2 separate regions of the Homo sapiens genome follow, and region 2 is linked to region 1. Evidence: chromatin loops called from intact Hi-C (ENCODE). Cell type or tissue: HepG2. All regions are shown on one strand. Links, peaks and the distances in the headings refer to the core of each region. The heading gives the core; the rest is flanking DNA. Region 1 overlaps NELL2 (neural EGFL like 2). Region 2 overlaps TMEM117 (transmembrane protein 117).

Region 1 (2,928 bases), core at 276-2,775:
AGCCAAAATACATTTCAGAGACATGGTATGAGTGGCAATAAGTAGTTATTTCCCATTTCATCAGTTGCCTCTGAGTAAAGGTCAAGAAAGAAAGAATTAAATCATGGCAGAAGTGGGTTAGAGACAAGATGGAGTGTATAGCTTTTAACTAGGGCGCTGTATACTGATTCTCCTTGAAGATTTTAAAAATAAAGTTTAGGAAATATCTTTTTCAAATGGTTGGACTTCAACATTAACTGAAGACTTGGACTAGTAAAAACTTGGCAATTTTAAATTTCTTATATACTTAAATTCTGCCATATATGTATTCCTGAAAGTAAGCCACAGGACATTTTTTTTCTATTTGCCTTGATTTTTATTAGTTCCCACTTCAACAAAACTAATGGATTGGATCAATAGCCGAAAAAGTGATTACAGAGCTTTATTAAGCTTGATTTGTTAAGGATAATATTACTTATTATCGTAGACTATGATCAGAAAGAAAACTGCTAGCCAGGATGAGAATATATATTTTTTAAATTAAGTACTATGGTTAATGTGTATTTTTTCAGATTAGAGAAAATTTTTCTCTTTGTAATAAAAATTAAATTTTATTAGCTAGTTTTATATTTGGTCTATTTGGAATGATATGGTACATCTGATGAGTTGATATTTGTCTCCCATTACATATTTCTAGAATTAAGAATTATAATAAGCCAGAAAAACATAAACAAACCATAGTTATTTGGTCTCTTTGACAACAAGCTCTACAGACATCCTTACTACATAGCCTTTTTATGGTCTACTATAAGGACATTATTCCATGAATGGCAATGGCCGAATTTTTGCAATCATTTTATTTTGCTTGACACTTTAAAATAAAAGCTGTGTTATCAGATAATACTTTTTTCCCCCTTATAGGCAGAAAGATTCCACAGGATTGCTGCAAGGGACAAAGAAGAGATATCCAGGCACAAGACGAATATGTATACTTAAATAAAGCACATCTATAATAAAGAAATAGAGTAAAAAGTTGCTCATAACGATGGTTGGCATGTACTTGTTATACCTGGAAAAATGTGTGGGCAGATGCATCATAATGGACTAACTACAACCTCTTGCTATCCAAGGAGTTTGAGTTAGTTTGAACTCAGCTTGCCTTTTCTGCTTATTATCTACACTGGCTCTGACAATGCAGAAACTTTTCCCAACTAACTGGTGGTATAGAATTTTGGAACCCATTTTTACACATAGTTTGGTTATAACAAGATTCCCAAATTAAATATCTATACAAGGTGTGTATTCTGCTTTGAAAAACCTATCATGGCATACACAAATTCCAACTTTAAAAATATTGATAACTCCTTTAGTGAGCGATTATTGAAGAACTAATGTTGCTAAATCCATTTGTCAGTGTCAGCTGTCATGTAACTTGGTCTAGCAGAGCATTTGACACAACTTACTCCCTCTCCTTGATACATTTTCCCTACTTGCTTCCTATCACACTGGTAGCTCTTCCTGGTTCTTTTTTTGTCTATACATTCTCTAGGTTTGGCAATTATACTATGATTAATATTTTGCCATGCAAAGAGTAGGTAAAGAGTGGTCTAGAGTGTTTTTGAGGCAAGAGCGTGCTTGAAGGCCCAACGTCTAGAGCTATCAAGATGTGCTGGAGAAACAGAAGTGCTGGTATGACTGGAATGTTCAGTGAGAGAGCAGAGTAAACAGCATGTAGCTGAAGAGCTACTCAGGGCCCAGGTAAAGGTCATGTTAAGAAATTTGAACTTTTTCATAAAGCCAATAAAATGTCATTTTAGAGAAATGCAAAAAAAAAATCACAATCTGATTTTCATTTTAGACAGGTCCCTTTGGGTTCATTTTGGAAAAGAGATTTGAATGGATTAGAATTTGGAGCCAGGAGACCAGTTAATAACTGTTTCCTTGGTTCAGGCAAAAGATGATCATACAATAAAAGCAGAGTCTCATAGTGGTTGGAATGTACCAGACTCTGAGTACTTTCCTTATAATGATTTATTTAATCTTCACAACAACCCTCGAAGATATAATTAAATTTTGATTCTCACTTTATAAATCAGGAAATTGAGACATAATACTGTTACATAACTTGCCCAAAATGACACAGCCACACAGCCAGTAGGCCCAGATGGGAACTGAAGCAATCATGCTCTAAGCCTGTGTTCTTAAGTACCATGCTACACTGAGTTGGGGACTCAGTGGGGACATTGCTATACACTGCAGCAATGGGGACGCATAGAAAGAGACAACAGAGAGAATTAACACAACATAGTGATTTGTTGGCTTTGAAGATTAGAAAGAGAGATCAAGAACGATGTATAGATTTCTGGCGTGGAAAATATGGTTGACGTTATTTATGGAAAGAAGAGCAAGATTTTGCTGCGGAGCAGAAGAATGGGGAGGGATGAAGGCAGAAGTGTTCAGTCTAGGACTGGCTGAATTGCACTTCCTCTGGGCTTCCACCAGGGCTGTTCAGTAAGTAGTTGGATATGTGTGTGGGGGGCTCAGAAAATAGGATTGGGCCAAAATGTGGGTTTGATGCAGATTACTTTCATCACCTCCTTTCTCAAAAAGAGCCCTTCATACGCATGTTCAAACTTCGTAGTACGGTATTTAGAGCTACCTCTTGTTTGCAATCATTTTCCCTATCTCGACTTGGCAATAATCTCATCATACTTAGCAAAGTCCTAAAGCAAATACTAGGTACTCTGAGAAGCCTTCCTTGATGTTAAAGAGCAAATAATTTCTCTTTGTTCCTTCACAGCATGACATTTATATTTTTTCTCAAAATCAAATGCTTTTCTCAATCACAGCGTTGGGCTTGAACAGAATATTTAAAATACTATCATGTAAACTTCATTTTTTTGGTATCAAAAGTTCAAAAAACTTCACCAAACTTAAAGATTGTCCAGA
Region 2 (2,928 bases), core at 119-2,618, 510 kb before region 1:
CCATGGCAACCTTGCAGAGTTCCAGTCACCCCACTGTGGTGCAGAGAATAACAGAATCATTTTATCTTTGTCACTGAGGGTGGTATGGACATGCTCCCTCAGCAGACCTGATGAGGCCTTGGGGTTAGGATGAGGGGGATAAGATGAGATTGAAAGATGAAGCTGATGACTGTAGGCCAGGTGCCTGAGGAGCTGAGTTTCTCATAACCTAACATGAAGTGTCTGCTTCCAGAGAGGATATGAGCCCGAGGTAGAAATAGCTGGGGTATGTCCTGAGAATTTCTAACATGTTCCCAGGTGATGCTGATGCTCCTAAATCTGGGATAACACTTTGAAAACCACTGCATTGTTTTATTCCAAACTTCCTAACCTCCTATTATTTGTTAAGTATAAGTAGATCTATGCATAATCAAAAGATACGTTACACTACCCAATTCCACAGGTGGTGTACTCTCTTGTACTATATGGTTAATCACCTAGATGTAGCAAGGAAAATGAACACTGGTATCTCCCATCTGTTGGTTACTGCTATTTTTTCCCCTTGGTGTTGTGCTTTTATGTTGACACTTTTCTTTCTTTCTTCCTTCATTTTCTTTGTTCTCCTTACTCTGATCTTTCCTTATAGCCTCTATTTGTTGTACCGTTTTTTTTCTATGTTCTGTGAAATACTGTGATCGGTATGTGAAAATAATATCATTTAATTAAGCTTTAAGGCACACTACCTTGCATCTAGCCTGAGAACAGCACAAGCCTGCTGTAATTTCTATGATTGGCCTCACTTAGGAGATTTTATTTGTTGAGAGGCACCTGAAAAACCTTAGCAAACTTGGTTCAGAAAAAAAAAATGGTGGCTACAGTAATAATATATAACTCAGAGATTTGAGACACAGATGATGTAGTTACCATAGGAAATTTTTTTCCTCTTTGGCTGTTATTACTCGTACTGTCTACAAGATCTGTCCAAGAACAGTGTATCATCTAAAAGAGGGGATGCTGGACTTAAAAAAATAAGTGAAAAAGAAAATTTAAATTAGAAGTCTTAAGTCAGTCATTGTATCCATATTGATATTCTTAACTGAAAAAGAACAAAACCCAGGAAGGCTTTTATTTATCGATTCCATGAAGAACATATTTCTTTTGTGTCATGGTGATCAGTGATTTTTGAATATATATATCTATAATATACTCAAATAAGATTTCTTGGTATTTTTTGGACTTAAAATTTTTGGATTGTATGATTCTGAGACTTACATGCATATGTTCATCTCATAAGATGGAAAAGCTTTTGCTCAAATTTTTTTTTGTCCATGTTGAAATGAGAATTAAAATCGCTAGAGGGCACTGTGGATAAGCATTTGTAGCAAAGATACCTATAGGAGCTAGAACTTGCCAGAATTTAGTTGTACAGGAAGTCCTCAATTACCGACATGTACTGGTCCAAAAATGTGCTTATAAATTAACTCTTCGGAATTCAGGATTCAGAGTGTATTTTCCTAATAGAAACAATAAAATAAGTAGTAGTATAACAATTTCCCAAGTTGACCTCTAATAGTCTGTTAAATATATATATGACACAGATTTGTTTGTTATGTGAAGGGAAGCAACAATAACAAAAACAAATATTATACACCTCATTGAGATATAATGGGATTTACCAAACAACAAATAAGACTATACAACTCATTTAGATATAATGGGATTTAAGAAAATTTTGATGTAGAGAGTTTTATTTTGGTGTGAACTGGCTTAATTACAAAAACCCACTAGCTTGGAAATATTACAGAGTTGCAATCTCTGTGTCTCAAAAACAAGAATAAAACAAAATACCCAGGAATAAACTGTTAATCTGTGGGTCACCCCCGTTGAATGGATTGATAGCACTACCCCCTCCTCCCAACTCCCTTCAGTTTTTAGTGGAGTGGGGTTCATACGGTTCTGCCTCCCCTGAACCCCACCTGGCTGCTTTGTTCTTATGTCCACTACCTCTCACTACTGCTGCTTCTCCTCCTGGTGCTGTTCAGTGGCATGTTTGGCTTCTTTCCCTTTTCTTTAAAGGCATCCAGATATCCAGCCAGTCCCAGCCTCTGGGTGAAGCCATTCCTCCTAGTTCCAAGCTAGCAAGGGTAATTTAGCACTGTTTGCTTGCAGACCTAACTTTGGGAATTCACTCAGTTCACCTCCCAGGTGGAAACGGGACCATCCCTATGGCCACAGCAGAGTCTCCCTTTCTCCCTGTGTCCCACCTGCCCTAGGAATGGTTCCCCTTTCCTCTTTCTTTCTTCAGCTTTCTTCCGTCTAACTTAATTACTGTTTTGGGATTATTTAATTTTTTTTCTCTAGGGCTTTCACTACGTAAGTCTACATTTCAATCAATGAGTGTTTTAAACTAGATGGGAAACAATACATGACTTGACAGTTAATTTGCCCTGATTTCTTGCCACACTTCCCTTTATTCTTTAGTGGAAATACAAAGTCACAGTTTTCTTTCATCTTTTACGAGCTAATGGGAATGTAGGCAGAGGTCAATGGTGAACAGAGTGCCTGAAGGTTTGTGGATGATGCAAAGTATTGGGAGAGTACCCTGAGCCCCACAAACCACCTTTATAATTTAGGTTGCATCAGTATCACCTGGGTGCCTGCCAAAAATACAGATTCTGTGAGGTGTTAGGTGGGACTCAGAAAAGTGCATTTTAATTAAGTATCCTTGATTATTCTGATGAGTGTTATTCTGGCCACAGATATAAATTGATAAATTATATAATAGTCCCTCCATCCTTAAGCCTCCTTTCAGGCAAATGTGTCATGGATTTTAGAGTGTTATCTTTTGTTTATGGGTTTTTGTTTTAAGGTGGCAAATGTGTCACTATCACCAAGGAGATGGGAAAGGTATGATTACTTTGATTTTTGGTGAGGTTGTGAAAAAATAAT

The links. Hi-C counts contacts between places; a loop is a spot of excess contacts. Peaks named below come from ENCODE experiments on the same cell type or tissue, not always from the same donor. Only the 100,000 strongest peaks of a DNase experiment are listed, where the experiment ranks them.
Region 2: it touches region 1 in a loop (6-fold over the local background); 3 of 110 quality-filtered maps call a loop at or near these places.

What each region holds. Positions count from the first base shown.
Region 1 is chr12:44,524,342-44,527,269 of GRCh38, forward strand. The region is part of intron 16 of NELL2 (neural EGFL like 2); the gene reads right to left. Among named protein-coding and RNA genes, the nearest start is that of NELL2, 350 kb to the right of the region's middle. In HepG2, for the core only: no CTCF peak of the experiment used is centred there; a DNase peak (open chromatin) is centred at 1,670.
Region 2 is chr12:44,014,199-44,017,126 of GRCh38, forward strand. The region is part of intron 3 of TMEM117 (transmembrane protein 117); the gene reads left to right. Among named protein-coding and RNA genes, the nearest start is that of TMEM117, 180 kb to the left of the region's middle. In HepG2, for the core only: a CTCF peak has its summit at 1,354 (motif pointing right); a DNase peak (open chromatin) is centred at 1,343.